Linked DNA regions of Homo sapiens: all the other regions are linked to region 3. Evidence: chromatin loops called from intact Hi-C (ENCODE). Cell type or tissue: PC-3. All regions are shown on one strand.

Region 1 (8,000 bases), 58 kb after region 3:
GCAGAGGCAGGCTGTGGGTGGTGCATCTAGGTTGCCCCTGTCTGCAGGCTGCCTCTTGGATAGGCCAGTGAGCAGCCTGGAGAGCCCTAGGGTGGGCATGAGGGCAGGCTTCAGTGCAGGGGCTTCTGGGAACAAAGTTCAGAGGGTTCATAGTTCCTGCTCCCTCAGGTGGACACCAGCGGTGGGGAGTAAAGCCCTGTTCAGGGCTTTGAGGGAAGAGAGAAGTCTTCGGGAGGCTCATAAATACTTTGTACCATGGAATTGTGGGTGTGGAACCCAGGGACTATTAATAGCATGGGAGGCTCCTACTGTGAGCTGGCAAATCCCAGTGCACTCACATATCTGGGCCTCAGACATGACAAAGGCCTGAGGTACTCCTTGGCCCTGTCCCCACTCTGCCTGCTCTCAGGAAGCCATGCCTCTCCCAATATGTGTGCCCCAGTTGGGCCTCTGGGACAATGGTTCCCACAGGAAGGCAGCTCACTGCTGTAGCTTCCCGGTCCTCAGATTACTCACCTCCCTAACTCAGTCACTGCTCTCAGTCAGATCACATCACTCTCCTGCTCCAAGCCCTCCCGTGGCTCCCCATTTCCCTCAGATTAAAGCCCAAGTCCCTACTCTGACAAGGCCTTCCCTGATCTGACTCCTCTACCTCTCTGACCTCGTATCCTGTCACCCTGCACCCCGGGCCCCATCTGGCTCCACTTGATCTCATTGTCATTCCCAGAACACACCAGGCACATTCCTGCCTCAGGGCCCTTGCACTGGCTGTTCCCCCGTCTGACATGCCCTTCCTGCAGAAATCCTCATGGCTTGCTTGCTTAAGTCTCCTTCCCATTAGGCCTCCCCCAAACCACCTATTTAAATTGCAACCCCCCAACCCCATTCTTGTTTCCCCATAGCCATTACCATCACCTGCAATATGACATATTTGATGTGTTCTTGTTTATTGTCTATTTCTCCTTATTGAAATAGAAGCTCTAGGCAGTCAGGGGCTTTTCATCTCTTTCATTCACTGCTCCATTCCCAGAGCTCAAAACAGTACTTGGCACATGGAGGCACTCAGTAAATGCTTGTTGAGTGAATGAATGAATGAATGAATACATGAATGAATGAACACACTCATCCTTGGGCTTTTGGGCTGTTACTTTTCATTGGGCTCCTTTCTGTAGTCTCAGATGTACCTCATCCCTGGGCAAGTCTTTTCCTGCCTTTCTTCTCTGCAAGGCTTTTTTTTCTGGTTTTTTTTTTTCAGACAGAGTCTTGCTCTGTTGCCCAGGCTGGAGTGCAGTGGTGTGATATCGGCTTACTGCAACCTCCGCCTCCTGGGTTCAAGCAATTCTTGTGCCTCAGTCTCCTGAGTAGCTGGGACTACAGACGTGTGCCACCACACCCAGTTAATTTTTGGTATTTTTGGTATAGACAGAGTTTCACCTTGTTGCCCAGGCTGGTCTCGAATGCCTGAGCTCAGGAGATCCTCCTGCCTGGGCCTCCCAAAGTGCTGGGATTACAGGTATGGACCGTAACACCCGGCCTCTGGAAGGCTTCTTGTCTGAGACCTGTCTGTGCTCACTGCCCCGGGTCTGACTCCTTCCTCCATTGATCTCCTGATTCTGCTCTGGGCAGGCCCCTGACAGCTGATGTGCCCAGTATCACTCCCCTCCCTTCATCCCCTTGGCCCCTGCTCAGTGCTGGGCTCTCGACCTCTTGCATAATAGCCCTTCTCCAGGTTCCTGTGTGCCCAATCCCCACATTTCTTTCATGGCTTTGCCTATGGCTCAGCCCCTCCTACTGGCCTGAAGCTGTCTTCTTCTGCTGCTCCTGTCTCCTGGTGCTCTCTCCCTTTAGAGATCTCTTCCTTCAATCTCCTCAATCCAAAATCAGTGAGAAAAAGCCCAATAGTTGGGTGCATGGATTAGTTAACGAAGAAGAAAAAAAGCAATAAAAAAGGAGAAAAAGAATAAAGTCCAAGCCAGACGTGGCGGCTCATGCCTGTAATCCCAGTACTTTGCAAGGCCGAGGGGGGTGGATCACTTGAGGTCAGTTCGAGACCAGCTTGGCCAACATGGAGAAAACCCGTCTCTACTAAAAATACAAAAATTAGCCAGGCATGGTGGTGTGCACCTGTAATCCCATCTACTTGGGAGGCTGAGGCAGGAGAATCGTTTGAACCTGGGAGGTGGAGGTTGCAGTGAGCCGAGATCGTGCCACTGCACTCCAGCCTGGATGACAAAGCGAGATTTTGTCCGGTGCAGTTTCTCCCCTGTGGTGTCACCTCTGTTGATGGCCGAGTCATTCTCCTGGGCATTCAAGCTGAAAATCACCATCATCATTGGTGTCCCCATCCCTGAGTGGTAATGTTGGATCACCTCTTTGGTGGCTCTGTGACTGTCTTCTTTTGGCTATTCTCGTGCCAGTGTGCTGCTTCAGGCATTGCTCACCCTTCCCCTGGGAGACCCCAAAAACTGTCAGATGGGGCCCTCTGCAGCCAGCATGAGCCTGCTGGAACCAAATTGTATCCAATTACCCTGGATTAGTGGGAGTCTAGCCAAGAGAAGAGAAACCACTCCAGGTATTAAAATATAAGGAATAGAATCCTGGAAACTGGCTTCACAGATGCTTGAGAAGCTGAAAAGCCAAATAGGGGACAGCGAGGTCCCCTATAACCCAGAGGTTAGCTATGGCAGCTAGCATCCCTTAGGGCTGGAAGGACAAAGGGGAAAGGAAGCACTAAGGGGACGTGGGAGCTGGAGTCAACTGACGGGAGCTGGAACCACACAGAAGATGCAGGAGAAGCAAATGATGCTAGAGATGCTGCCCAAGGCAAAGGGAATGGGGAGAAATACCCTGATTTCTCCCTCTTCCTGCCCTCTGGCTCCCACCAGTGTACCCCATTGGCTGAACCATAATAGAGGCCACTTGCAAAGGAACCTGGGAAATGTAGTTTCCTGTTGCACCAAGCAGAGCAAGAGAAGGGAAGGAAATGGATCTCAGAAGAGACAAACGACAGATACTCCCTGGCCAAGAAGCCTTCTGTAGTTCCCCTCTATCCACCAAATAAACTCCAGACTCCTCAGCCTGACTTTCTGCTTGCTCTGGGAACTATTTCTGTTCGCTTTGCTAGGCTTGTCTGCCATTGCCTCTGCGTGTTCTCACTAAAGGTGGATGATGCTGGGACCCTGCTTCTGGCATCTGCCCACCTCTGGACCTTTCCTCACTCAGCATCCTGTACCCAGAGTGCTTTTCCTTCCAGTCAGGCTTGTTGCAATCTTGCCCAGACTTGTACTGCCCAGGTGAAACGCCACCACCTTCATGAAGCCTTCCTGACCAGCACTTCCAGCCCCACCTCCACACAAACAAACGTTCTTTTTATTCTTTCCCAGCACTTCCTGGGTTGATGCCTCGCCTCGTTTCTTCCTGTATCACAGTTATTAATGGGCTTGTCTCGGCTTCCCATTAGACCGCAGGCTTCCTAAAAGGCTTGTTCAAAATGAAGCCTCCACAGCGCCTTGCACCTAGAAAGGGCTCACTGCATTTTAGTTTAATGAATGAACAAATAAGTCGCAAGCAACACATCAGCAGGTTGCAATGCCCAGTCAATGTAGGGGAATTAATTTTGACTTTGGCAATCCATGCCTTGGGGGGTGTGACAAGGCCCCAGGAAATGCGAGGTGGGGAGTCGCTCAGGGCGGGGAGCAGATGTCCACATTCTGCTTTGTTATTACTTCAGCTTATTGGTCCAGGTTTTTTCTTTTAGACAGAAAAGAATCCGCCCATGTTTTCATGTTGTTCTCATTGAAATACACCCACAGGCGTTGAAACGAACCCACTGGTGAAGTGCAAGGAGAGAGAGGGCAGCCCGTTTGTTTCTTCACTAAGGTTTGGGGCTGCAGCTTATGGGCCGGAATTCCCAGGGGCTCCAGCGCAGGAAGCTGAGGGCAGAATGAGGGAGTCGGAGAAACTGGTGGTGAGCTTCTCCTTAGGTAAATGGTCGAAGCAGTGGGGGGTTGGGGAGATGCTTTGGCGCTGGAGCTTTTAAAATGTGACTGTGAATTCACGTTTGTAGGAAGCCTTTTTCAAATGCTTTCCTTTTCCCTTCAGGGAGTTGCAGAGGGTGTGAAGGGTGCGGTGCGGAGCTGGGTGGAAGGCAGAGGTGGCTTGGGCTGGGAACCCCTATTTCAGGCTGTTCATTTGTTCGGTGGTTCAGTTCCTTCCTTCCTTCATTTGTTCATTCATACATTGAATAAATGTGAATTGATGATCCACCAGAACGATAAGACTTTTGGAGCCAGTAGTCTAAGCTCTGTATTTGGAAAAGGAAGGCTCAGAAAGGTGTGCTCCAAGTGACCTGCTCCACGTCACACAACCAGTTACGAGCTGTGGTAAGATTTGAACCTTCATCTCGTGCTTCCCAGTCCAGCGCTCCCAGGGCTTTGTGGGGGCTGCTAAGGGGACCCCAATGGGCCCTTTCCTGGCACACTTTGTTTTAAGCTGAGTTCTTCCAGTGGGTGAAGAAATGTGGCTCCCTCTGAACTCACAACTGAACCTGTCCTCAGTGCCCTGCCCCGGTGCAGTGCAGGTCTCTGATGGGGCTGCTGCACAGACCGCACTCTGTGCTCAGTGTTTATAAAGCCGCGTCAGCCTTGGGTGTGGACAGGAGTGACCTGTGCTGTCTAAACAAACCGCGAGCTTCTGGCGGCCTGCCTGCCTGCCTGCCAGGGTGCATGTGACGTTCTCTGGCCAAGCGAGGTTGGTTCGATTGGAACTCCTGGCTTTGCTCCTTTTGAGTGCAGCAGTGTGTAAATGTAGGTCTGAGCCCTTTAGTGCCCCAGAGGGAGCAGAGGCTGGCTATCATCTAAGATGCAAAGGTGCGTGGTTTCCCATCATGTTACTGCCAGCTCCTTCCACCTCCCCCGAGCTATTCCTTCTTTCTTTCCTGTTTCTCTTAATCACCAAGGGACAAAGAAGAGACCTGTCGTCCAAAAAATCCAAGCAGATGTCACCTACGAGAAACCACAGGAACAGGCAGATTTTAGTAAAATGAAGGCCTAGCAGCTGCTTTCAAAGACTCTGCCCCTAAATAATGCAACTTCGGTTTGTCATTCCAGATGTATGTTTGAAAAATCAGGCTTAAGTCTGTCATTTTAAATGGCTTTTTAAATGACACAGAAATTTTACTATTTTTAGGTCAAATACCTTGCAGAAGTTGACATTTTAAGGTTTGGCTATGTGTGAAAACATCCAAAGGGAAACGTGTGCTTTCTTTTTTCTAGAAACAATAAACAGGATGAGTGGCCTTAGTTTATTTGTGCACGTTCTTACCTCTCTTGTATTTGCATCTCCAGTGTTTATTGGTGTGATTCTTCAGGCATACACTCAACATGGCAGATGTCACCTGAAGGCCGCCCTTTAGAGATGAGGTCCCCACAAATAAGAGCAGGTCATTAGACTAGAACCGCCTTTGTTCCCTTAACTACAGTGTTTTCTGTCTCCACACAGAGCACACTATATATAAAGCCATAACCATTCAGAGTCACACATGGACTATATAAAGGCACTGCTGAGAGATGAAAGATGTTTTTAACCCCTTCCTCTCAGGCGTCTGTGGCAGCTGCAACCACTCAGTTTTAGAATGTGCCAAGTTCTGTTCTGGGCTGCAGTGGGGTTGTGGGGGTGGGGGTGGTGGAAGAGGAGGAGGGAGCTGTGAATGAAGCAGCAAGGTGAGAGGAGTGGTTCTCCCACCCCAACCCTCACTCCCTCTTTCTTGCCTCAGTTTAGAGCTGCTGGGAATCCCCCAGGGATAAGGGTGACAACAGAGAAGGAAGCGTAACAGCAATGGACAGGACTGTAGGGGCAGCCTTCTGTGATTTTAGACTGGGTCCCTGTACTCTGCAGTCTCTTCAGGGATGTTAGGGCACTTGAAACTACAGGGTAAAGGTGGCAGCGCTTCCTGGAGGATCAATTGTATTGGATTTGAAGTGATTGTCAATGTCGCTCTTCTATTCAAACAAGCACAGGGCCCTCTGATGGAATAGAATGTAGATGGACATGAACAGCGATGCCAAACATGGTACATCAAGACGTGCCCAGCCTGCTGAGGTGCCACTTTGGACTCTACCTTGACACCCTTAGAAGGCTGTTAACGCCTTTTGGTGACAAAGATTAAGAAACCCTGCCCCAGGCTGGTTGCTGTTGCTCACACCTGTAATCCCAGCACTTTGGGAGGCCGAGGCAGGCGAATCACAAGGTCAGGAGTTCGAGACCAGCCTGGCCAATATGGTGAAACCCTGTCTCTACTAAAAATACAAAAATTAGCTGGGCACGGTGGCAGGTGCCCCTAGTCCCAGCTGTTCAGGAGGCTGAGGCAGGAGAATCGCTTGAACCTGGGAGGTGGAGGTTGCAGTGAGCCGAGATTGCACCATTGCACTCCAGCCTGGGCCATAGAGCGAGACTCCATCTCAAAAAAAAAGAAAGAAAGAAAGAAAGAAAGAAACCAACCTTGCCCTAAATAATATGCTAAATGCAGTATAACATAGAAGTGCTTTAGTGCAAGGAACACGGCTGGGGTTGAAGGCCTGGCTCTGCTGCTTACTAACTGTGTGACTTGGGGTGAGTTACTCCACCTTTGTGAGCCTCAGTTTCTTCCTCTGTAAAATGGGGCTGGTACCAGCTCCTTTCTTAGAGAGTGTTTGTGAGGATTAAAATAAGAAGATGCACTGGAGTGTCTGGCCCCTGGCCCCTAGAAAAGGCTCCATGAGAGCTAGTAATTATTTTGGTTCAATTGTAGGATATGTGGAAATACTTGATCTGTCAGCTTTTGCTCAGATGGGCATATGCTGTGGCCGAAGTGGGAATTGGCCAAGTCTGATTGACTGGAGGCTGACATTCTCATGGCCATCTCTTTTCCAGAAGTGCAGGAAGAGAGAATGGTGTGGGCCTACTGGCCCAGTATTCTGCCCAGGTGCCTACCCTTGAGAACCCCCAGAACCGTGCTCTCCCATTTTGAGCTGACATCCCTGTGGGAACTTCCTTTGGCAATGGAAACCGTTCAGTTTGAGCCCAGCCCCTGGCAGGGCCCACCATAGCCACTGGGCTTGTGTAACAGCCTCACTCCTGTGAGGGCACCACTGTGGGAGTACAGAGGATGCCCAGATGGGCAGTGCAGAAAATGCTGTCACAACACGCCCTGGGCCCTTAGAGGCATAGTAGTAATAACAGCTCAGGCTCCCTCATCCCTGAACTCTGCCCACATCCCAAGGCTACTCTGCTCTGCCCATTTCTTCTGCATGACCTATATGGTTGCTTTTGAGAAAAGCCACGTTCTGCTTCTGAAACTTGCTGTCCTTGATAATATGTCCCATGCAAGGGGAGAGAAGGGTGGGGGAGCCCAGCTGGACAGGTGTGAGGAAAGGGGGAAACAGCTGGTGGACAACTCTGCCCTGCACTAGACACTGTGGTGCTTTGAAAGATACATCCATATGTTTTTTGATACTCTTCCTCTCAGGAGGGAAGCCAGCGGCCATGTGGTGAGGGTACTCAAGCGGCCTATGGGGAACCCCACATGGTGAAGACTGAGGCCTCCTGACAACAGCCACATGAGGGAGCCATCTTGGAAGCAGATTATGCAGCCCCAATTGAGCCTTCAGATGACTGCAGCCCTAGCCCACACCTTGGCTGAAACCTCATGAGAGATCTTAGGTCAGAACAACTGAGCCTAGCTACTCCCAGATTCCTGACCCACAGAATCTGTGAGATAATAGCGTGCGTGATTTTAAGCTGCATAAATTTGAGCTAATTTATTATGAAGTAATAGATAACCTTCTCCTTGTCCTTTAAGATGTCATTTGAAAGTTTCCAGGGCTAGGTGTGGTGGCTCATGCCTGTAATCACAGCACTGTGGGAGGCCGAGAACGGTGGATCACTTGAGGCCAGGAGTTTGAGACTAGTCTGGCTAATATGGCAAAACCCTGTCTGTACCAAAAAAAAAAAGAAAAAGAAAA
Region 2 (8,000 bases), 120 kb after region 3:
CTTGTTCAGCTGTTCGGCATTTAGCAAAATCTGGCGTGTACTCTGCACCGCGCTCCACCCCTGTCCTCCCAGCTTCTCTTTAGCATTTCAGAGGAAGCATCAACTGCCTCGAACTGCAACCTTCAGAACAGGGGAGTGGGCACTCCGGCTCTGACCTGCTGTGCCCAGCTTTTGGTGACCTTTACCCACCTTCTGGTCTAAAGATGGGAACAAACTCTGCCCTGGTTGAGGGAACTGGAGCTGGCAGGCACACCAGGGGGCTCTCCGGATCGGGGGTGCCATGCCTGGGCTGAGATGTTCCGGTGATAATGACTACTGTGCGATGTCTGTAATTATGCAGTCTCTAAGCCCCCGGGGCTGGGATGGTGTATTTGCCTGTGCTGTTTGGGGGTTGATCCTGCTGTCAGCGCTTAGCAAGAATTAACAGTGACGCTCTGCGCACCACAGTCATAACACTAAATCTGATCTGCATGTTTATGATTCATTAAAAAAAAAACCCACCGTCGCTGAAACCCCTCCAAGCCCATCATTGAAAGAAATTATGCTCAGTTGAAAGAGCGATTTGACGTCACGGAGGATCTACGTGCCTTTTCATGAGCGGCTGGAATTAGAAGGCTGCGCTTCGGCAAGTGTAAACGGCATCCAGACTTGGAAAGCTCTGTGCAGCCAGCAACCTGTTTTCCAGGTGTAGATTGCTCACTTTCCGGAGTCTCTGAAGCTGGGTATTTTGAAGATCCCTGACAGGCCACCGCCAGCACCCTTATCACGCCCTTCTGGGCCACACCAAGCTCCTTCCCGGCAGTGTAGGTTCTGGAAAAGCCCATCTATTTTTTTTTTCTTTTTCTTTTGCATTTTAGCAGAAGCCCAGACATAAGTGGGAAGGACAGCGTGCTTCAACAACAAAACCCCAGCATTCCACAGTCAAGAAGTTAATTGGGGATGCTGGGCTGTTTGTGGTTTTCTGTGGCACCCTTCCACTTTATTGCTTGGATAATTAGGAGTTTTCTATTAACTCTTTTACATGGGATCAGAACCCATGGAGACAACCTCTCCCTTTATGGACTTGGCAGCCCTGTCCTGTGGGGAAAGCAGGGGACTGGGCAGCAGGACTTCTGGGTTCAAGTCTTCCCTTGTTCCAGGGACACTTGAACACGTTGTGGCCCCATATCTACAAAGTTGGGTCAGGAGATATCCCACCTCACTCTGTCTCTTAGAGTCCAATTGGAACAAGGAAACAAAACAAGAGATAAGGGCGTTTGATCTCTGACAGACAGATACAGGAACTTTTTTTTTTTGTGGGGGATGGGGGGACAGAGTCTCACTTTGCCACCCAGGCTGGAGTGCAGTGGCATGACCTCAGCTCACTGCAACCTCCGCCACCCGGGTTCAAGCAATTCTCGTGCCTCAGCCTCCCGAGTAGCTCGGATTACAGGCACCCGCCATCACGCCTGGCTAATTTTTGTATTTTTAGTAGAGACGGGGTTTCACCATGTTGGCCAGGCTTGTCTTGAACTCCTGACCTCAAGTGATCCATCTGCCTCGGCCTCCCAAAATGCTAGGATTATAGGCGTGAGCCACCGCGCCCAGCCAGATACAGGAACTTAATAAGTGAATAGTTTTTGTTCCAGTTATTACTGCTGTGTAACAAACCACCCAAATTTAGAGGCACAAAACCACACCCATTTCATTGTGCACAATTTGGGCGGGGTTCAGCTGGGCCCTTCTTTCACTCCTCATGGTATCTACTGAGACTACCCAGTGGCAGGTGAGCTGGGTCTGGAGGTTTCCAACATGGCTCCACTCATGTCCGGTGCCTTGGTGGGGAGGAGTTGTCACCCGGAGCCTCTGTGCGCGGCCTCCTCAGTACAGCAGTCTCAGGAAGGCTGGATTTCTTATGTGGCGACTGGCTTCCCCCATAGCAACTGTGCTACGAGAACTAGGTGAAAGTTGCATGCACCTTTCTGACACAGCTTTGGAAGCCACACAGTGTCATTCATGCTATACTGTATGGGTTGAAGCAGTCATGAGCCCACTCAGATTCAAGGAGAGGGGACATAGACCCCAGTTCTTGATGGGAGGAGTGTTAAAGACTTTGGGGACCATGTTTTAAAATGGCCTCAGTTTCTAGTCTTATACAATTCTTCATGTAGTGCTTTATATTTTACAGTGTTGGTCATCTCTAATATTTATTTTGACCCTCACAACAGCCTTCTGAAAGGGGTAATGTTACTGTGCCCATTATGCCAATAAGGAAGCTGAGGCTCAGAGAGGTGACTTGATTTGCTCAAGCTTCTGTGGCAACAAAACAGAACGAAACAATGAAACACTCCTTAAACCCACGTTCCCAGGTAACAGATTTTGAAGGTGTGTGTCACGAAGATGAGAAGTACAGAAAGTTGTTGTTCTTTGTGAGCAATTATCTTTCATACCTTCCAAAACAATGTTTTAAAATATCTGATGGATTGTTTGGGAGACCTGTCACTTACACTAAGACAAAAGACTAAACTGAACATACTCTTCATGGAGAATCTCTTGGGCTGCTACCTCTGGTCTTCCTTATCTCACTGTCGAATCTGCCAACAATAAAATGCTAATTCATCTAATACAAATGTGGAGAATTGTGGAAGTCAAGCTCAGCCAGACTGGCAGCTCACAGGGTAAATATTTGATCAGTGAGTAAAAATTCAAATTTGCACTATTTGCTGAAGGTGAAAAGTATATTAGGGAATGAATGTAATGGGGGTTAAGTAGGCCTGTAGGAGGTCTCCTCTAGGATTCCACCCCTGGAAGCCCACAGCTTCTTGCTGACCCAAGTTATAAGCAAGAGTGGGCTGGGCGGTTCCAACCAAGACCACCCTCCTGATGTGGCTCGCATTGGCTGGTGTCGTTTATGTGCACAGCCACAGTGAGTACCACACTGTCCCCCAACTTCTCCCCAGATCGTTTTAGAGAAGTGCTCTAGGCATTCCTTTTCTACTACCAGGTAAGCCGGAAGCCACTCCTGGCTTCCCTGCTCAGCACCCAACACTTCGTTCTGGGCCATAACTTGTGCCAGGGGAAGTAGCTTCAAGGGGTTTGCAGCAGGGAGTTTAGGCCAGCTGTCAGGAGGGGAAGTGAGGGCTGGGGTTAGCCCCGAATGTTTACTCAGTCCCCACGTTTCCCCAGACCTGTCCTGCTCCTCTTCAAGACCCTTAATATTAATCCAGAGAGAGAAGTCGGGCTGCTGAACAGCCTAGGCAAGTTGGGAAGCTGGCAGGTATGTGAAGAATGTGCTGGTTATTTCAACCACCAGGCTGGAGAGTGGAGCCGGAGCCCTGGATTCTTTGCTGGTGAAGCTACATGGCTGGGGAACAAGTAACAGCTGGTCACTGGCAACTCTTGGGAGGAAGGGGGGCTGAGCTGGCGGCTGGAGAGGAACACGTTCGCCACAGCCGATGGGCCAAGCTATGGATATTTTGTGGTGCTGATTGGGTTGTCTTATTTAACTGTGGTTGGGCTTGTCCGAGGGTCGTCCTGGGCTGCCTAGTGCCCTGGTGGGTGGCACAATGAAGCCTAATGATCAGCCCTGCAGAAGCAACCCTTAAACAAGCCGGAAGCATGAGGCCCCCTGCAGTCGCAAGCTGTGATGGCCGTTGGTTCCCGGGACTCAGTGCCTGAGTGTAGGAGGAAAGCACAATGGAGAAATCAGACTAGCGTTCTCCTCCGTGGGCCTGGGCCAACTAAAACGCAAGGCTGGGCTAGGGTCAGACCAGGTTCCAGACAGGCATCAGCCTCCGGAGGAACAGTGAGGGGGCGACCAGGCCCCGAGGTAAAGAAAGAGATTGATCTGTCCAGATGTGCTAGAAGCCTAGACATTGAGGGAGGGGAGAGGGAGTGGCTGACATGGAGGGGCACCGCCCAGATCTCTCTTTGTGGAAGGCCTGGCTGCCCAGCTGCAGGCTGTGTAGTCTCCAGACAGCCTCCAGCTGTCAAGCCTTGGGCGTTTAAGAATGCCTCGGCCAAGGCCACACTCTCCTGGGGTGGCCCATATCTGGTGCTGAAGTGGGGTGGGGGGCCTGTTATAAAGGGCTTGCCTTTGCTGGGCACGGTGGCTCACGCTGTAATCCCAGCGCTTTGGGGGGCCGAGGCGGGCGGATCACAAAGTCAGGAGATGGAGACCATCCTGGCTAACACTGTGAAACCCCGTCTCTACTGAAAATACAAAAAATTAGCTGGATGTGGTGCCGGGCGCCTGTAGTCCCAGCTACTCTGGAGGCTGAGGCAGGAGAATGGCATGAACCCGGGAGGCGGAGCTTGCAGTGAGCCGAGATCACGCCACTGCACTCCAGCCTGGGCGACAGAGTGAGACTCCATCTCAAAGTAAATAAATAAATAAATAAATAAATAAATAAATAAATAAATAAAGGGCTTGCCATTTTGGCCGGGAACTCTCCAGAACTCCAGAACTCTCTCCTCCAGGTTAGTCAAGACTCTGTTGGACCTGTATCCCAGCTTGACTACCCGCTCTGCCAAGTCCTGCTTGCCCCCCACTTCCTTTCACAGGATCTGATCCCTCACAAATTCCTCTTAACCCCCAATATCCATCTCAGCGTCTGCTTCCAGAGACCCCAGCCTGTGGTAGAGAGTCCTTGGGAACCAGCAGGACTCCAGATGCCATTTTATTACAGTCTGGGGGGTTTTGTCCAGTTTCCCTTAAATTGTTCCAGAGGTTTCCTCCACTGATTGTACTTTATTTCCCCTTGCTTTGAGAGATTATTCCAAACATAATAGACTCCTTCAGTAGGGCAACCCCTGCCCCCAACCACACATGAAATTTCTTCAACTCCATTGCATCCTCCCCAGACACCCTTCCTGCAGCCTGAGGCCAGTCCTGCCCCTCTAAAGGAGACCTTTCCCCCCTTATATCTGTTCTCCTCTCTTGTTCCTGATGACTGTGGCTCTCTGCCAGGGTCAGTCGTAAGGTGTCCCTCTGCACACAAAATCCCCATCTCCTGCCAGACACTGGGCCTTTATTGTTGGCATGGGGACAAGCCAAATTGCTTGGCAAACCGCACACTGGCCCTTAGTCACTGTCTCATCACTGTGGCCATCGCCGCTGCCTTGATCTTCCCTCTCCAGCTCTCAGTCCTCACCGTATTCTCTGCCTTCTTCCCCTGGCACAGACAGGGCCAGCCTAGGAACCCCAGATGTCACCTCCTGAGGGCCCCAGGGAGGCCTAGCTCATAGCTTAGATCCTTGGCTCATCAGTTAGGAACTTCTCTGACCTGCTTGGCAGCCACCTCCCCTCACACCAGATGCCTAATTAGTAGCTCAGAATGTCCTTTTCCTCCTTCTCTTTGGGCTCCACCTTCACCTTGATGGGTGGCCCCAGAGTCAGAGCAGAGAGGAATGGCCATTGGAGGCAGGGGCATATTTCAGGCATTGCATGGCAAGGGCGGGGAGGAGATATTCCCGACTGTGTCCGTGGTTACAGCTGGTTCAATTCTATTCAATGTCTATTTATTGTACGCTGTGCAGTGGCAGTGGGTGGCTGTCACCTGCTGACGTAGGGCCTGCCAGGGTGCTGTTGGCCGTCCAGCAGGAAGCGCTGGCCGTGTTGCTGTGGGGAGACCATGTGGCTTCTACCATCCGCTGAGGGGTCAGCGATGGGGAGGGCATTGCCAAGGGTTACAGTGACCTGTTTTAAAGGCTCGCTCTTCGCCTGGCTGCACATGAACCTGCTCTTCCAGACCTGAGCCTCAGCGAGGGAGAAGGCTGGCCCCAACCAGCTAACAGACCTCCAGGGGGACCTGAGGGAATTGCTCCCCTTGCCCAGGCCTGAGACAGGCTCCCGAAGGCTTCATTTACACAAACAATCAAAAAGCCAACCCAGCCCAGATGTAACGCTCACATTTTATTGCTTGCAGTGTTTTAGTTCTAATTTGGCTTCATTTGGAATAGAGGTTTTACTAAGTGGCATAAATTGAGCCTAACAAGTTTTAAAACTCAAACACCAACACCCTAAATGCTTAAAACTGTAATTGGAGAGATATAAAAAGTGAGTCGTCAGGGAGGGGCTTTGAGGGAGGCAGAAGAAGGAGGAGGGGAAGAAATGTAATTTCCGTCCTACTTGGCAGGAGATTTAGTTCCTGCTTCCCCTCCCCCCAGGCTCCAGCCCTGTCCCCTCCCCTGGTGGAGAATGTACCCGGAAGCCTCCTGAATCCCTGCCAGTGCCCTCCAGGATGTTTTGTACATAGTGGGTGCTTAGGAAAGATTAGGTGAACTAATTATTTTCTTAGATGTGGCTGTGGACAGAAGGGCCAAAGTGGATTCCTTCGAGGGGACGCGTTTGTCCCTGCAGGGGAGATCTGAGCTGTCTCCGCTGCCCCCTCAACCCCGCCCCCATTGTGGAATTCTACATGCTGGAGAACTCTCAGGATCTTACTTTGTAGGGAAATTGGAGGCCACTTGAGACCTCTGGGCTCTTCTGCGGATTGCAGAGGGTACCGATGGGAGGGGCCGGTGCCTGGCCACTTTGCTCAGGGGCCCATTTCCCTACTTCTTGTGTGAAATATGGTGGAGGATGATGCGTAGGTGGGGAGAGCAATCCATGTGTGAACTTCATGGCCCCGTGAGTCCTTGAAGAGGTGGCCAGGCCGCTGTAGGGGCCACATGAGCAGCTCTGCAGGCCAAGCCTGACACTTTGAGGGACCAGTACTCTGATTTTCCTTCAGTGCACCAGCCCTATTCCTCTGAGGAAGAGTGCCATACAAATAAATAAGCAAGAGTGACCATGGGAAGCATCTCTGAGTGTATGGGGGAATGGGTGGAAGCCAGAGAGGTCATTCAGGGCCCGGCCGGCTTCCCGGGCCAGCCTCCCTGGCTACACTTGCCAGTATTGATCACCCTCTCTCTCAGGAACCGGTCAGCACTTACAGCCATAGCCCCATGATTTAGCACGTGCTTATATAATGCTTTGGGTTGCATACAGCAAGGTGGGATGGAGGGAAAGCCCACTTGGCAGCAGATGCCTCCAGCTGGTGGCTGAGGTCTGCCTTTTGTGGTCAGGGTGATCTTGGCCAAGCCCCCAGGTTTTCCAGTTTCACTTCCTCTAGCTATAAAATGAGGGGTGATGGTACCCACAAAACTCTTGAAGGCAAAAATATATCATACAAGATGAAAATGTTTTATTATCTTTTTCAGTTGATATGAAAATACCTTGTCCTAGGACACTCTTGATACCGAGGATCAGAATACTATTTAAATTAGCTCAAAGACACGGGAGGTTTAGTAACAGGAGACAAGGGTCCCTTGTATAACCCAAAACTACCACGGATCACGGGGCCAGGGACTGAGACTTAGAGATCTAGAAATGAGGCTGGGCTCTGTCCCTCTCCCTCAGCCTGGGGCCCACAGTCACTCCTCCCCGTGGTTCTCTGGGTGACTGATGTGTTCTGTCTCTACTCGCTGACTCTTCCTTGACTCCTTTGCCTGATTATGTCTAACTCAGTTTGGCTGCCCCAAATGGCGGCTCTAACTCTGTGAAATGGCCTGACAAGCTCCAGGGCCCATAAATCCTCTCTGACTGATTTTCTGTCTCTGAGTTAAAAAATCTCAGAAGAGAATCTCATTGATTCAGTCGGGGTTAGGGATTGGTTCCGCCCTAGATCAGGTATATTGGCCTGGCCAGTCAGCAGTGGTCAGGGAGGTTTGGTCATGAGGAATATTGGAGTTCCCTAGCCTACCCCTTAAGCAGGGACTATGGATAGATATATGGGGGAATTTAGCAACAGTCATCTCCAGAACATTTCTTGAGTACTGTGTCATATTTTTTCTGAATATGCTGGAATACAACCCAGAGCCCTGAACTAAGAAACAGCTCAATATATGGTTGCTAATTGTTTGAGGAAAAGTAACTTTCTGTCCAAACTCTGTTGTCTGTGTTTCCTCCCCACTGCTTGCTTCTCATCTGGGAGTGGAAGGTTTCAAGGAAGGGTAATTATAGCCAAAAAGCTAACTTC
Region 3 (8,000 bases):
GTCATAGATTAGACATAGTGAAGTGCACAGATCTTAAATGCTCAGCCTGATGAATTTTTACATATGTATAAAACCATGTAACCATTAACCAGGTTAGATATCGAATACGTGCATCTTTCCAGAAGGTTCCCTAGTCAAACAGCTTCTTTGAAATGCTATCCAGGCACCTGAACTATTCGTTCACAGTTCTGGACAGCTCAACATTTATTTTTTCTCAGCGATGTTTCCAAACTTAACTGAATTAGAAACACTCTCTTCAGCATCATCGATGAAATAAAAATAGGCTCTGGTGTGTAGGCCAGAAAAGAATGAAGGCTCAAATGGAAGACAACCAGACTTCAGTCTGTAACCTCTGGGAAGTAGGTCGGCAGGAAAATGAGCTGATCTGCTCTTAAATCTCCCATCAGCAAAGTCACCTCGTAAAATTCAAGTGCATAGGGTGCTGTCTTAATACCTGTGATCAGGCCTGTGAGGGCTAATTCGCTATTTACGTCCTCAACCCTGTCCAAAGCAACAGAGGTCAAAAAGGCTTTGGGGAATCTTTAAGCTCGGGGGAGGAGACCCCCCAAAATCTGCTTGGCCAACTGCTTTACTTCAAACTGTGGGTTGATTTCCATTAATCACACTTGGCCCTAATTACCCTGGAGCAGCCTTTCTTCCTCTGGTCTGGAGCAGGAATTTTAAGGGGTTCCTGACAAAGCAGGTCCCTGAAACCAAACAATAGTGGAGGCTCCAGGAAAACACTACGTGAGGAGGTACGTGTCCATCCCCAGTCCTCTCCTGCCTGGAGACTCAAGTTCCAGGCTTGCTTGTGATCTCCCCAGGTAGGAACCTGAGTTCCTCCACTAAATAGATTTTCCTTTTGTTGTCACATTAATTTGCAACTCATTAATAGTGACAGAAGTGAGGTACTGCACCGATGCCATTTGCATATTCATGAGTGACTTATTATTAAACAAATAAGATTTTCCTATCTTCGAGAGCACCCAAAGTAAGGCTGAACAGTACATTACACCGGCCCCGATGCTTTATTCTCTCTTTAATATGTTAATACATGCAGTTGATTTCTTTAAGTAAATACGCATCTATAAAACAACACGTACTTTATGAAAAAGAAATCATTTAAATAATAATCCATTAGCAAAGTTGGCAACAATTTAAGAGGAACAACCCATTAATACCAACGCGTGGGAATCAATTTGCGAATTTTAATTCGGTTGGGTGGTGGGTTACCGACGACCAAGGAGGAGGACCTGCGAGTGTGTGCGCGCTTAGGAAAATATTTTAATGAGTCTCCGGACATCAGGACTCGAATCCTTTGCTTCAGGTGCTGGCTCCCAGTAGGTCGAAAACTGCGAGTCCTCACGTGGATCAGCGTTTTGCCGATATCCTCTGGAGATTGCAGCTGTGGGCCAAAAGCAGGCCCGACCGCCACGTCGACCCCGCGGCTTTTACGGTGCCCATAGGTTCCCCCATCGGCAACGGGTTAAGTGGGGTGGGGGCGGGGCAGGGCCTGGTCTCCTGGCGAGGCTGCCCCACCGAGCTGGGACTGGTGCCCTGCCCTCCCGCCCCCCTCTCCCGGCACGGGTTTAGTCACAGCCGGTTCCTTCCAGCCGGGGTCAGGGTGGGCTCCCCCCGCGGCGACGAGGAGCGCGGGGCCAACCGCGCACCCTTATCTCGGCCGAGTCAGACACTCGCCGCGCGGAATCTGTTGACATTTACTATTGTTCGCAGGAGTCCGGAGCGCGGGGCGGGGGCGGGGGCGGGGGCGGAGGCGGGCCGAGGAGAGGCTAGGCGAGAGAGGGCGGTGAGTGTGGGGCCTGCGGGCGGCGTGTGTGTGTGTGTGTGTGTGTGTGTGCGCGCGCGCGCTCGTGGAGCGGGGGAGGGGCCGTCTTCACGGAAAATAAAAGTGGCCGGCGGGCCCGGAAGCTTCCACGCCAGCTCACCGGCCCACGCCGGGAATTGAGGTGGTGGTGGGGGGTGCTCAGGAAGGAAGATGGGGCAGCCGGCGGTGGGTTCCGCGGGGGTCGGGGTGGGGGCGGCTCCAGCCGCACGGCCCCCAGTGACCCGCAGGACACAAGTGCATTTGTGCCGAGTCGTGGCGGAGATTAAAGTGCCATACGGCCCGAGCAAGGGGGGCGAGGCGGGTGGAAAACAACTCCCCGCGCGCACAAAGCGCGCATTGTTCCAGCCACCTCCATTATGCCGCGCTGCAGCCAAGAGCCCGTTTCGCAACTGCCCTCCCGGCACTCGAGCGCGCGCGCGCGCGCGCACACACACACACACACACACACACACACACACACACACACGAATTCGCCCCGGCCGAGGCCGGGGGTGGGTGCGCTCAGCCGGGACAAGGAGGGGCCGTCTGGGCGCAGTAGGCGAGGGGCGGCGGGGTGGGGGTTCGCAGGCGTCTTTTTCAGCTCGGCTGCCTGTCTTTCAGGGCTGGGCTTTTTAATGTCTTCTCTTCCTAATCGCCTCCCCGGCACTTTTCCGTTTCTCTGGCTCTTGGGGCCTGCCCCGAGCGCACCCTGGAGACTGGAGCTCCCCAGGAGAGGCGGCGACGGCGGGGGTGGGGGTGGAGAGGGCGCGCTCTCAGTCGCTGTCACCCGAGGATCGCAGCCCCAGGCGCGCAGCGCTTGCCTGCTCTGCTGAGGACACGTGCGCGGGAGGAACGGGGAAAGCATCCCGCCTTTCAAGGAGAGGCTCCCGGAGCGCCCCCTCCCCGGGCTCTCTGGCACTCCAGGATTTCCCCCGGTCCGGAGCGGGAGCTGTGGAATCTCGCGCCGCGTCGCCTGGCCTGCCTGCCCTTCCGTGCCAAGTGGGCCAGCTCGGCCACCCCCACCCTAACCACTCCGGTGCCCGGGCCCTGTCCTCCGCCCCCTCCGGCTTTCATGGCACTGGATAGGCGTCCCGAGAGGAATGTAAGGCTTGCCAGCCTCTTAGGACCCTGTTCTCCCCTGGCAGCGGAGCGGGAGCGGGGGAGGGGGGGCACAGAACCAAACCCCACCTCCCTCCACCCGTCGCGCCCTCCTGGTGGGCAGGTGGGGAGCGAAGCAGCCGGAGCGCGGCGAGGTAGCGCGGTCTGGTTTCCTTTACGTTTACAAGCTATAAATAAACTTCCCCTTGGGCGGATGCGCGCTGTGTCCAAGGGCGGCTTTCCGCCGATTCCGGCGGGTGGTTTACGATCTGGGCCGGGAGCTGGTCCTAGCGCGGCCTGAGCCTAGGGTGGGGCGCTGGCTCCCGGAGAGCTCAGAGGTCGGCCAGGAGTGGCTGGGTGAACCTCCTCTTCCTCGTGGGGCTAGGGCGCCTCTGCACTGAGGCCCGAGGGTGGGGCTGGATGATTTATGAGCCGTCACCCCACCCCGCCTCTCCCGTTTCACTCGTTTTCCTCGTCTTCTCCAGCTCAAACCCGGTTCCCAAAGTCTATCCCCAACCCTGCCCAGCGACCATTTGGCAATTTCGGGCTGTTGGAGCGCGGCTCCGGCTCCCGCCCCGGCGGGGCGCGTGTGCACAGAGCGTGGGTGAGGCCCCGAGTGCTTTCACCAACCGCACTCCTGCCCGGGGCGAGGAGCCGACTAGCCGAGCCCGACCAGGCTGGGCGGCCGAGAGCGGCCTTGGCCGGAGAAGCTGGGAGGAAGGGCTGGCTGCGCGACTCCGGAAACCCCCTTAAGGTCACCGGGCGCGGGGAAACCGCCAGCCCACACCAGAGCAGAGGCCACTGCACCAGTCGGGACCAAGCCGCAGGTCTCCACATGGCCTCTGCTCTGGGGTATGCAGTTCTGCAAAGGAAACCCAGAGGTTGCGATAGAAGACGTAGCGCGGAGGCCACCACTGGTCCCAACACTGTGTCTTCCACCAAAGGGGTGCCGTTTCGCTCGGCCTTGGTACTCACTCTGTGAGCGATGGAGGCAGGGCATCCTCGAGTCTCCCGCACACGTGTGCGTGTTGTGTGTGTGTGTTGGGGGGGTGGCTAGTGTACGTGTATAGGCTTATGGGGACAATAAAAGGAGTGGGGTGCTTTTGGCAGCCGCTACGTTTCTTTCCGCTGAGACTTGAGAGGCCAGGGAGCAGAGGCGGCCAGCCGAGTGGGCGAGAGCCCGGCCTGACGTGGGGAGGAGACGTCTTCTCGTCGGGAGGCTAGGTAGCGTGCGCCCTCTTCCCTCCCGTCCTCTCCCCGCGCCGCGCCGCGCCGGCCGCAGCCGGCAGGCTCGCTCCTCTGCCCGGTGTCTGTTTAACCCTCAACCCCTCCGCGGCAGCTGCGGGCAGAGGGATTCCTGGCCGCGCTAATCCTGGGGCTGGACCCCAACCCTGGTCGCCTGGAGCGCCCTTAGCCCTCCCGAACCTCGGGCCCGAAGGTCCCAGGGTGCCGGCACTCCCGCCACCCAAACGGGCCTGGGGGCCGTCAGGGGTCGACAGAAGGGGACCCTTGGCAAGGTCCCCATTGTTCCCCCGGGGCTGGGAAGCTGACTCACGCTCTGAGCACAGAGCGATGCGGAGTGTTTTCTCGGTAGCCTTTACCCGAGTGCTTTATTTAGACAGGCTTTATTTACAGTACACATGTTTTCGGCTCGTTATTCTGGAGGCGGGAATGGAAACTGGGCAGAGCAGGAGTTCTCCCCGTCAGCCTCACGTTTGGAAGGAGTTGAGAGTCAGCCGAGTCGAAGGATCCCGCTCCTGCTTGCTGTGTTCTCTAGGGAGATAATGTCGAAGAAAACAGTGAAGGGGTGGGAGTGGAGGGCGCTGGGGAACACAGAGCGTCAGCCTCTCCCATAGTGCCCACGCTTCAAAATGCATAACACCCAGAGGAAGGTGAGACATCCTCATGCCCATTTTAGAGGGTTCAGAGAGGGCAAGGGCCGCAGAAGGTCACACAGACAACAATCGGTTGTGCGAAAAGGGTCTTTAACTCCATTTCTTGGGCTTCCTCACGGGTTTAGACCTCCAGGATTACCCAGGTCTTGGTCTCTCGGGATTCCGGGAAGGGTCTTTCCTGGCGCCTCGAGTGGAGGTCAAGGCCAGCCAGGCGACTGGAAGGCCTCTGGTTGCCAGTCTGCAGTCAAGCATCCTTTTTGGCAGCGGCTCAGTAAGTGGGGTGGTCTGGTTAGGGACTGCAGGAAATTGTCTGAGCTAGATTAAATATTTTACAAAACCTTCGGGGGGCCTACGGTTGACTTGAAGCTGGCAATGTTAAACCAAACAAAAGTTAACGAGTTCTCTCCTGACTTTTTAGGTACAGTTCAGAGAAAACGGTGGGTAGCGCTCTTTAGAGGAAGCAAGTTTAATAGCGTTTCCTCTCATTTTTCTCCGTATCATTCTCTCTGCTGCTTGTAGAGCCTCATAGCCTCTCTGGGGCTGGGGTGGCAGAAAGGCCTCTTCGGGGTCCCTCTTTGAAAGGGCTGCAGCCGACTTGAGCTCCTGCGGCCACTGAATTCCATGCTTCTGACTCCTGCTTGGAGTAAAGTGCAGCCTCACCGGAAGTGCATGGCCCTAGGAACTGCACAGGACACAGTGCAGACACCTGAGGCCTCTTCTGGCCTTCCCCTAGGGCAACCCACGGGGTGGGAGGAGAAAGGCCTACACTTCAGGACTCACGACCTAGTAACAGCCTTTTCCTCGTTTTCTCTCCCTCTTTTGAGTCTTTAGCTGCAAATCCTGCACTGCTTTCTGAGGGTTGTCCTCAGTGTTTCCCTCCCTGAATCGCACACCCTTTTGTCCCTGCCTCCTGGCTTGAGTGTGACTGCTCCCTTGCACGATGCCCACCCCATTCCCATATTCAAGTTGCAGTGTAGAAGCTCTGCAGGCCAGAACTGAACTGCGGCCCTGCGAGAGAAGGAGGCAGCTTGACCTTTGCAGGAAGGGAAGAGAAGGCAGATTCACAGCTCGCAGCGCTGCAGGGAGACACAGAGATGCAGGCGTTGTCACAGCACCAGCAGCTCTAAGGGGAGCCTGTAAGAGGAAACCAGCTCCAGGAGGCGAGGGAGCTTCTGTGCGGAGTGTGTGCCCCAGCGAGATGCACAGGCCGCGCAGTGAGAGAGGAACTGCCTGGGGGAGCTGTGGCTGCTGCCAGCTCAGCGCAGTGTGGGGGTGGGATGGGGGCTCAGAGAGGCTGGGGGGCTAAGATTAGGGCTGCCGTGGAGGATGGGGCCTCTGGAGAAGACAATAACTAAAGGAAGCTGCTCTGAAGAGGCCAGACCACCTGCGTATGGCTCATCAGATGGGGGGCAAGGTCCCAGCAGCTTAGGAAAGTATGCCCTAGGAAAGATAGATTTGCCAAAGGACACAGAGACTGGAGCTTGGTTGGGTTTTTACACATTAATTTTTGGGGGTGGCATCTTTGAGACAGGACCTTCCTAGGGAAAAATAGAGAGCCCTATACTTCTAAATCCCAGGGGATCCCAGGCGCAATGAGCTACTCAGCGGGCAGCCCAGGCCCACCTAGGGTTTGTGTCCGGGCAAGGGGCTCCAGAGCGTGCAGCCCACATAGGTCCCTAACCAGGCTTTGGGGGAGGGGGTGGGTAGTGAAGGGGTGTGCCCGCTGTATATAGAGGCAGCTGCCATTTGAGGGTGGAGGTGGGGAAGGTGATGCCTCAGCTTCGGCGCTGGAAACCATTGTTTGAGTCTGCACCCAGCGCTTCTCCAGCAGGGCTAATTCTCCACGTGTCCAATTTTCGTGTCTGAAAAAAAACAGCAGCACAGAAACAAAACCATATGACAGGACTGGGCTGCAAACCTTGAAGAATCGAGAGGGTGGCGGAGGTTGCGGCTGGGAAGGGGGAGGGTAAATGTGTGTGTGTGTGTGTGTGTGTGTGTGTGTGTGCCTGTGTGTGTGTGTTGGGGGCGGTGGGGTGGCGCACAACTCAAAGTTTCGGCTATTTCCTACCCGATCTCACCTCCCGGCGTGCTCATCTGATGCAGTTCCAACTCCCTCAAACGATTCCGCAGCCCCAGCGCTTGCGGGAGTGTGGAATTACAGTCTGGAAGAAGCGAGGCGCTGCCGCGAGAGGCGACGCACCGAACCCGGGAGTGCGGAAGCGCAGGCCGGCAGCAGCGCGACCCCTGGGCAGCCTCTGGGCCGCGGTCAGCCCCTGCGGCTCCGTCCTCCTGCCGGTCCCGAGCGGAGAGATGGGTCAACGCAAACCCTCAGCAGGATGGGGGGAGGGGAAAGAAGGGAGACAAGGCTTTTCCCAGAAAGCGGAGGGGAACTCGCTTCCCATCTCCGAGGCGCGATGATGCCCCCATCCCCCGCGCCCCGACCTCCCTGAGATTCGTTTCCTTAAAAAATAGCCAAAGGCCAAACATTTAGCTACGGGTTGAGTCTTCTTCCCACCCCCACCCGGTGCCCTCTCTGAGTTCTCTAAACCCACGAGGCGCTTTAGGCCTGGCGTCCCCCGCCCTCCCCCGCTTCCGCCTGTGCACGAGCCAGTGGCGGTCACTTCTGCGACTCTTTGGAGGCCGACGGCCAGGAGCTTTGTTCTCCTGGGGCTTCCTGCCCCTCCCCCCTCCAAGTCATCCCGGTTTCCACACTTTATCTGCGCCCCCCCTTTGACGTCCGCGCACACAAACAACCCGGGCCTATAATCTCATTAGCATAGGTCTCGGTCTGGGTGACCGCGAGGCTCCCTGCGCGCCCGCGCGCAGCGCTCTGTTTCGCTGCAAGCCGGAGTTTCCACCATGCATGCACCCGGGGCGGGGGGCGGGGACGTTCCGGGTGACAGTGTTGGCTTTGGGGCAGGCCGGGAAGAGGAGGCCGCCCGGGGCAGCGGGAGCCGCGGGAGGAAGGCCCCTCCCAGCGCCCAGTTGCCTTGGTCCCCGGAGCAGATGGCAACTTTGTCTCCTGGTGTGCGCGCAGCGACTTTCAACACATTGAAAAAGCAGTGCTCAGGCTGTCGGGGAAGCCTCGCTGACATTCAGAACCGATTAAAGACCCGAGACGGTGCCAGGCGCAGTGGAGAGTTATGAATTAATCATGGGGGTTACCGATATCTGAGGCTCCC
Region 4 (8,000 bases), 200 kb after region 3:
GTTTCTGGGAAACCAGCCTGAAGTCCTCATGCCCTCTGCAGCCAGAGGCCACTGGGCGCTGTGGTTCTGCCAGCTTTGGGGTGAGCAGAGGCAGAGACAATGGGGGAGAAACTCTATGAGGACAATGCCTGCCCAGCCTGAAACATCGCTAACAGATGGAAGGATGCAAACAGCAGCATGCCAAGCCTTCAGAGAGCTGGGAGCTCTGCCTGTGATTCAGGGAAGCTCTGATTCAGAGCTCTGAGCGCGTTGTCGCCCGGTGTCCTCAGGATGAAAGGCCTGCTTGGGGGGCTCCTCTAGTCCATCCCTCCCGGCTCCACCACCTCAAACTCTGCCTTCCAGCAGCAATTTCTTCCAGTTCTCCGGGCTTTGCGAGGCTTTTGCTGGGGCTGTACCCTCAAGCCTAAAACCCTCTGACTCCTAAAACTATCTGACTCCTACAACTATCTGACTCCTACTCATCCTTTCGCTTTCAGCTTAAGCTCCAGGAAGTATGGGCAACCCCCACAGTAAACAAAGCCAAACGTTTTCTTTATCTGGAGCCTTTACTATGCTAATGTACATTGTGAATCTTCCGGAGGTTGGTGGGTGGGGGGCAGTGGAGAGGCCGCCAATCTTTCCAGAAGTATTTGGCCCCAAGAGGCCTCCTACCCCCACGTCTATTAACCCTCTCCCAGAACGAGGTGAGGAGGAGGAGCTTGGGAAATGCTCCTCCAAGAGAAGCAGAGCGGAGGCAAAACCCCTCTTGTGGGGAGGTACAGTCCCTTCTGCCCTCCTGTACCCTGCGGATAAACTTACCCCCTGGAAGGAGAAACCAGAATAGCAGCCCAATCTCTTCTTAATGCAGCTGCAGGGTCAGATCCAAGTTTGGGGGCCTAAAAGTTACGTGAATTTTGGGGCCTTCTTGAAGAAAAACAGTGCAGAGGTACAAATGATAACTGCTAGGACCCTACCAGGGCCTTGGAAGGGGACTGTGCGAGTCAAGGCCCTGAACTTTAAGCTTTATTAGCCTCGAGGTAAAATCCACACCTGTGCAGAGGCTTAATTCTGGACATAGGTGTAGCTAAGACACATCCCTCTCCACATCACGTTTAGGTCAACTGGACGGTCTTGGATGGCCCTCCTTTGACTCTGGTATATCTCTGCCAGGCTCCGGCTGGCCTGCCTGCCTCTAGGCCCACAGCCAGCCTGTGGTTTGTTCTACTGGGCCAGCCATGCAGGTGAGTGGTCTCTGGCACATCCTCTTCAAGCCAGCAGACTGGTAGGGGCAGCACCATATTGGCCGGGCAGATCTATTTGCCCTCCCCTCACCCCATCCACTTTCTGTGCCCAGGAGGCTGATCCTTGATCCTTGGGGACTGGATCCCTTGGGCTGCCTTGACCACTGGCTTCTGGTTGGCTTGGCCAATGGGAGGCAGGTAGGAGGAGTCAGAGGTTGGGTATTTATTTCCACAGCTGGGCTGCCCTTTTGGTGGTGGCTGCGTTCCTCGTCCCATAGCAGCCCTCACCTACAGCTCTTTCCAGGTTCTGCTAACAGCCCCCACTCCTGGCTCCCTCAGTCCAGGGAGTGGTGGCAGCTTCCCATTGTTGCTAGTCCCAGGGTACTTCCCTATCCCTTGTGGTTTCTGTAATCTGCCCACAACTCTGTAAATAGTCCCTTTACAAACTCTTGTCAGTTAACCCTCTTGCTGAGTCTGCCATCCATTGCTACTGGGGCCCTGACTCACAGCACAAGTGGTACCCATGGGCAGTCCCTAAGTCATCCCACCAATCACAGACAAGATATCCTGAGTTCCCCACTGGTCAATTTGAATATGCAAATGTTAGGCATCTGTCCCTGGGGGTAAGCTTTCCACAGCAGTCTAGACCCTGGCGGTGGACTCCCTGATTCACCTATCTGCACTGTGGCACTTAGCACTAAACTGTGTGGGCTCCTCCTTCCTCAGTGTTCAGATTAGGTTATGGGAAGAACATAACCCCTTCCTCCCCCAACTTTCTGTGTTGTTTTGGGTGAGAGCGGACATTATAATTTTGGGGAATGTGATAGAACTGCCCAGAGTACATGAAATCAGCCACATAAATTATTGAACTTAAATGATGATTCTGGTGATGTGCTAGTAAATGTTTAACAACTGGCTCCCTGCCCCCCAAGCCCTGACTTGTAGTATCTGCTGATTTCCATGATGCAAATACTCCCACCACAGCCAGTCTCAAGCTGCCCACGTGATGGTGCTGACCATGGAGTTGAAAAGACACGGACACAGCATTACATAGTATTTCTTTCTTTTTTCTTTTTTTTTTTGACACAGAGTCTCACCCTCTCACCCAGGCTGGAGTGCAATGGTGTGGTCTCAGCTCACTACAACCTCCGCCTCCCGGGTTCAAGCGATTCGCCTGCCTCAGCCTCCAGAGTAGCTGGGACTACAGGTGCCCGCCACCACACCTGGCTAATTTTTGTATTTTTAGTAGAGAGGGGGTTTCATTATGTTGGCCAGGCTGGTCTCGAACTCCTGACCTCGTGATCCACCTGCCTCAGCTTTCCAAAGTGCTGTGATTACAGGTGTGAGCCACCATGCCCTGCCTTTTACATAGTATTTCTACCACACAGTCATGAAAGGGTAAATAACCTCATGAGAGTAAATAATAGTAAACTGTAGCAAAGCAGTCAGGAAGGTGTGAGTTTTCAGTATTTATTACCTTTGTTTTTAATATGACTTACTCCATTTTAAATTTTAATTATTTTAATTATAATTCTATTTTTTATTTTACTTCTTTTAATTTTTATTAATGGCTATGCTTAGTAACCAATTGGCAAAAATTCCTGAAAATTTGATGATCTGATCTCACAAACCAGTACCCTTTGGCTCCAGCACACCATGGAAGGGTTCTACTGGCTCTGTGGCAATGGAAAGAAAAATTAGTTTTCAAGAGAGAAAACAAAAACAAAGAAAAGCTACGAGTATTTCAATTGCGCCATCTTGTGGCGCCACCTAACAGTACTATGCCCCCATGACCTGAACTCCCCCCCATTTTGGTCATGCTGTGTCTCTATCTGGGGTGCCCAAACATCCTGGTTTGCCTGGAACACCTCCTTATTTATGCCTACTACCCTGGTTTAACGATAAAAACACCCCTTTTACTTTCTCAAAAGTGTCCTAGTTTGAACAATAAATGATATGGTTACCTAACCTATACCCCAGTAGACTATAACTAGCTTGAGGGTAGGGACTGTCTTGTTTACCATTGCATCCCTCAGACCACGGAGGCATTCAACTGATATTTGTGAAAAGAGCAGTGAAAGTTAAGGCTATAGAAACAGTTTCCCTGCCTTGTTGGTTACACTGATAACCACTGGGATTTGGAAATCTTTACGCTGTGCAGAGATTTTTAGTGTAATGTGATTGGCCCTGTAATCCCTGACCCCGGCGTCCCTGTGCACAAAAAGCCAGGCTGATAGACGTCAGAGCCTCGTCTCCCAGGGAGCGTGCGGCAGCCAGAGGGTGTTGGTCTGGCCATCTGGTGCAGGAACAGTCGAGCCGTGTGGGAGCCCAGCTGGCACGGGAATCCTTGGCTGTCCCCGGCAAACAGCATGGGGAGGAGAGCTGTGGGATCAATAGTAATTTCCTTCAGAAGAACGGCGATGTAGTGCAGTTGGCAATGGCATTGGGCTTTCCCTGGCACGGAGGCTTCTAAATGTGCTTGGCCCTCTTAGCTAGGAAGTGGACTTACAGCAGAACACTGGACAGGGAAGGGAACAAGGACAGGACTTTCTTGGCCTGAGCCCAAGAGAGGTTGCCAGGTTGGCTGTGGGAGCAAGCTTTCTCTGTGCTTGTATGTCATCGGCAGAAACAACGTAGACACTTTGAGTCACTGATAGAGAGGAAATTGTGGAAGCTGGAACATTCCCGTGGGCCTGCTGGCACCTCCCATGCAACATCCATCTACTCAGCACCTAGGGGAGGCTTCTTTGTGCCAGGAACAGGTGGTAAAGGTGATCTCCATTTCTCACTGTCTAGAGATGGAGGGTAAGGAGTTATCTGACATTTCTGAAGCAGGGCCATCATTGCGGATGGAAATAGTGGCGAGTCTAGGGGCTCAGGGAGTGGCTAGGAGTTCAGAAAGAATGGGTCAAGCTTGAGCTGCCAACTGAAGGATGAGCAGGAGTTTTGTTGGATGGGATGGTGGATTCAGGAGCACACCATATAACTACCCCCTTCAAAGGTTTGGGTGGGGACCGCTGCCCACTTGGAATTGTCCTTAGCTGATAGGAGCTGGCTGAGCTGCCTTGTCCAAGGGAGCGCCCTGCCACCTTCCGGGAGGGCAACTCATTCAATGACTGGTTTATAGGCGGGGGAGACTATGCAAGGACTTACCCCTTTGCCTCAATTTAGGACATCTCTGAAGGGCCATCCCAGCCCCAGAACTTGCCTTGGAGTTGACTGAGGCCTCTGTTGCAACTGCACTGTAGTTCAGCTTCTCCCTCTGCCCCATCCTGCAGCCCTTTCTCCCTCACAGGCATTGTTCCTGACAGCAGCCTCCAATCAGGATCCTATACACCAGTCACCATCTCAGGGTCCATCTCGCACAAAGCCCAGCATAAGCCAGGGAGGGAGGGGTAGCTCTTCTCGGGGAGACAAACAGTGTGCAAACTGTGGCCTGGAGGGTGGGCAAGCTGGCCAGGAGGGAGTGTCCATTCCTGTGGACCAAGCACAGGATTAAAAAAAAAAATCCTAAGAAGCAGATTCTTAATTCCTAAATTTTGGTGGTCAGGGAAGATTCATGGCATAAAGGTCTTGCGTTCCTGTGATTGTGACTGAGGTGTGACCTGTGGCATTTCTTAATATAATTTATATGTTCCTGCATCAGGTCAAGTTTTCCCCCAGCCTACTTTCTTAAGTTGCTCCTGTGTCCCAGTTTGGGCTGGAAAAGTGAGGAAGGGCAAGCGCTTTGGAAGCAGGTAGGCATGTGTTCGTGTCCCTCACTTACTGGTGGTAGAACTATGGGCAGATTCCTTTACCCTTCCGAGCCTGTTTCCTCCCCACCTCACCTCATGTGAGATGGGGATAATGAGATAATGCCTATAAACACATAGCACGGGGCCAGGCATGTAGTAAGCACTCAACAAATACCTTTATTTTCATTCCTGCCATTTTTGCTTCCTTTGCTCAAATTTGCACTCCTTTATCAGAGATGCTTGGTGAGGCCGGGTGCAGTGGCTCACACCTGTAATCCCAGGACTTTGGGGGGCTGAGGCAGGTGGATCACTTGAGCTTAGGAGTTGGAGACCAACCTGGCCAACATGGCAAAACCCCATCTCTATGAAAAATACAAAAATTAGCTGGGTGTGGTGGCACGCACCTGTAATCCCAGCTAGGATTACAAGGCAGGAGAATAGCTTGAACCCGGGAGGCGGAGGTTGCAGTGAGATCACGCTGCTGCACTCCAGCCTGGGCAACAGAGCAAGAGTCCGTCTCAAAAAAAAAAAAAAAAAAAAAAAGGAATGCTTGGTGAGTATCCATTTGGTGTGTGGGTAGGGGGAGGTGGGGGAAAGTGGCCGTGCAGTGGGGAGTGTTGATGGTTTTGATAGTTTTGATAGGAGCAGGATATATAAACAGACCTTCACTTGAGTCCTTTAGAGATTCAGTCTAAAGCTATCCCACATATGGGGCGGCTTAACAGAAGACACAAACTTGCCTTCATCTCCTCCATTTATCAGAGGGGGAAACTGAGGTCTGGAGGGGAACTGATGCCTACAGTTACCAAGTGACATCTGGAGACCCTGAACCCCGGTCTTCCAGTGCCCCAGCCCTTGGCTCACCTGGTCTCCCCAGAAGGGAGAGAAGAAGGCAACCGCTTTGGGGTGAGAGCAGAGCTGCCTCCTGGAGCCTCAAGCGCCAGCCTCTGCTCCTGTTTGTTCCCAAGCTCACCAGAAGGGCACCTCCCTCCTCCCCACTGATGTCAGCCGATGACGTCTGGGCTGCATTCAGGCCATGCTGTCATTTGTCCCATGCTCATTCAGCTGATTAAAAGTCATCAATTGTTTTTTAAGCCACCAGCAGGCGAGCCACCAGGCGCCATTTGTTATTGCTCGGCCATGCTGTGAGATGCTGTTTAAACTCACTGAGCAAAGCTTTCGGAAACCAGAGGCCAAAAGCATTTTTGGAGGAAAGAAAATAGGAGAGAAATGAGTGGGCCCACATCTTTGCCAGAAGGAACAATCAGGCCATGCAGGCGAGGAGCTGGTCCCCCTTTTAGCAGCTCCCACGCAATTCTTTTCAGGGGCCTTTCTCTTGGGGCCAGAGCTGCAGGGAGCCCCCTTCATTTCTCTCCCTTCCGAAATAATCTCCACTGTGGCTAACATTCATTTGGGGAATTTTTTTTTTTAACCTAGTCTCCCTACCTCCAAGTTATCCTCTTGCTTTTTGGCTAGATTAGTGTTCCTACAACACTTCTCCATGCCACTCCTGCTCAACCACCTTCAATGGCTCCTCATTGCCTGTGGAATGAAGATTAAAGCTGTTGCCTGGCATTCGAGTTCTCCACAGTGTGGCTCAGGTCCCTACCTCTGACCTTCCTTGTCACTATACTTTAGCCAAATCACACTTTTCAGCTCCCAGACATGATCCTTGCTCAGCTGTCTTTGTTCACAATGTTCCTTTTATTTGAAATGATGTACTACTTCCCCAGCCCCGGCTCTCAGCATTTTGAACCCCAAGGATCTTCCGATGAGTGTTTTGGAAACTTTGTCCTGGTGTCTTTATGGAGGCCACAGGTCCATATCCTCTTTGTCCCCTTTCAGTCACATGTGCAGTAGACACTATTGATGCCTCACCCATGTCACCTTGTGCTTACCATTTCTGTGCACACAGCTGCCAGCACCTGTATCCCTGTGCCTGGAGCCTGTTTCTGACCACTTGAGCCTTCTCTGTCAAGCAGAAGGTGCCAGGGGGTTAATGCTCCCTGGGAGCAGCCCTCAACCAATGACTGATGGGAGCTGGTGGATAAATACCCCAGCTCCCTCACTCCATGGATGGAATATTCCCAAGTAATTGTTCTGTGCCAGCTCTCAGATCCCCAGTGGGACTGTGCCCCAGTTGCCCACAGCAGTAACCTGCTCATTGGCTACCTTCCCTTCCCTGCCTCCTTCCAGATATACTACTTGTACTTAGACCCTTATCTCAGGGTCGGCTACTGAGGAACCCAAACGCAGACATGTCACTTTGTTTGTTCTGGTCCTTCGTCCTGCTGGACTAGCCCCAGATCCCCTGTAGGTCCCAAAATGGTGCCTGGCCCATAGCAGGTACCTCATAGTAGGTACCAGTAAATGTTGAATGACTTGAATCTGTATTAGAAAATCCTCTAAATGAAATATAAGCAAAACCTGTTTTTCTGTGGATTGTTCTCTCTGCCTGCATATGCCAGGGCCATTCCCACTTCTGTGCTTTAGCCCTGCCACCCCCTGCCTGGTCCTTTCCTATGGAAATCTGTAAGACTTAGCTTTAGCCAGGCACGGTGGCTCATGGCTGTAATCCCAGGGACTTGGGAGGCTAAGGCGGGAAGATTGCTTGAGGCCAGGAGACCAGCCTGGGTAGATAACATGGTGAGACCCAGTCTCTACAAGAAATTTTAAAAATTAGCTGGGCATGGTACTATGTGCCTGTAGTCCCAGCTACTAGGGAGGCTGTGGCAGAAGGATTTCTTGAGCCCAGGAGTTTGAGGCTGCAGTGAGCTATGATCGTGCCACTGCAGTCCAGCCTGGGTGATATTAATAGAATGAGACCCTGACTCTTAAAAAAAAAAAAGACTTACCTTTAGCCTCAGCACTTCCCCACCTTGCACCACCCCCAAGAACACCCTGTCTGCCGCAAGTCAGCCTGCCCTGGTAGTTCCCTTCCCTGAATTGCTACTGAGCTTCAATAGCACTGCCCAGCCTTGCACTTGCCGCTGATTTTGTTACATGTGTTCATTTTTTTCTCCACTGTGCTCTTCCATTCTCAAGG

The links. A loop is a pair of places that touch in the nucleus more often than their neighbours do. Peaks named below come from ENCODE experiments on the same cell type or tissue, not always from the same donor. Only the 100,000 strongest peaks of a DNase experiment are listed, where the experiment ranks them.
Region 1: it touches region 3 in a loop (6-fold over the local background); 11 of 110 quality-filtered maps call a loop at or near these places.
Region 2: it touches region 3 in a loop (6-fold over the local background); 23 of 110 quality-filtered maps call a loop at or near these places.
Region 4: a loop joins it to region 3, with 2.6 times the contacts of the local background. A loop is called at or near these places in 39 of 110 quality-filtered maps.

The regions. Positions count from the first base shown.
Region 1 is chrX:39,950,746-39,958,745 of GRCh38, reverse strand. No RefSeq gene overlaps it. Among named protein-coding and RNA genes, the nearest start is that of LINC03053, 55 kb to the left of the region's middle. RefSeq lists a silencer at 4,588-4,816. In PC-3, no CTCF peak of the experiment used is centred here; a DNase peak (open chromatin) is centred at 4,665; H3K27ac peaks cover 1,300 bases.
Region 2 is chrX:39,893,003-39,901,002 of GRCh38, reverse strand. No RefSeq gene overlaps it. Among named protein-coding and RNA genes, the nearest start is that of MIR1587, 59 kb to the right of the region's middle. RefSeq lists an enhancer at 2,581-3,562. In PC-3, no CTCF peak of the experiment used is centred here; DNase peaks (open chromatin) are centred at 2,632, 3,302 and 5,042; H3K4me3 peaks cover 2,096 bases; H3K27ac peaks cover 4,433 bases.
Region 3 is chrX:40,008,698-40,016,697 of GRCh38, reverse strand. LINC03053 (long intergenic non-protein coding RNA 3053) reads right to left here and starts at 7,448. Exons shown (of 2, transcript XR_007068218.1): 1 at 6,897-7,448; 2 at 4,504-6,680. RefSeq lists enhancers at 1,697-2,196, 3,934-4,657, 7,681-8,000 and silencers at 2,853-2,942, 4,153-4,202. In PC-3, no CTCF peak of the experiment used is centred here; DNase peaks (open chromatin) are centred at 3,237 and 4,517; H3K4me3 peaks cover 3,827 bases; H3K27ac peaks cover 3,308 bases.
Region 4 is chrX:39,809,570-39,817,569 of GRCh38, reverse strand. No RefSeq gene overlaps it. Among named protein-coding and RNA genes, the nearest start is that of MIR1587, 24 kb to the left of the region's middle. RefSeq lists enhancers at 1-889, 2,855-2,914. In PC-3, a CTCF peak has its summit at 3,001 (motif pointing left); a DNase peak (open chromatin) is centred at 1,669; H3K27ac peaks cover 1,449 bases.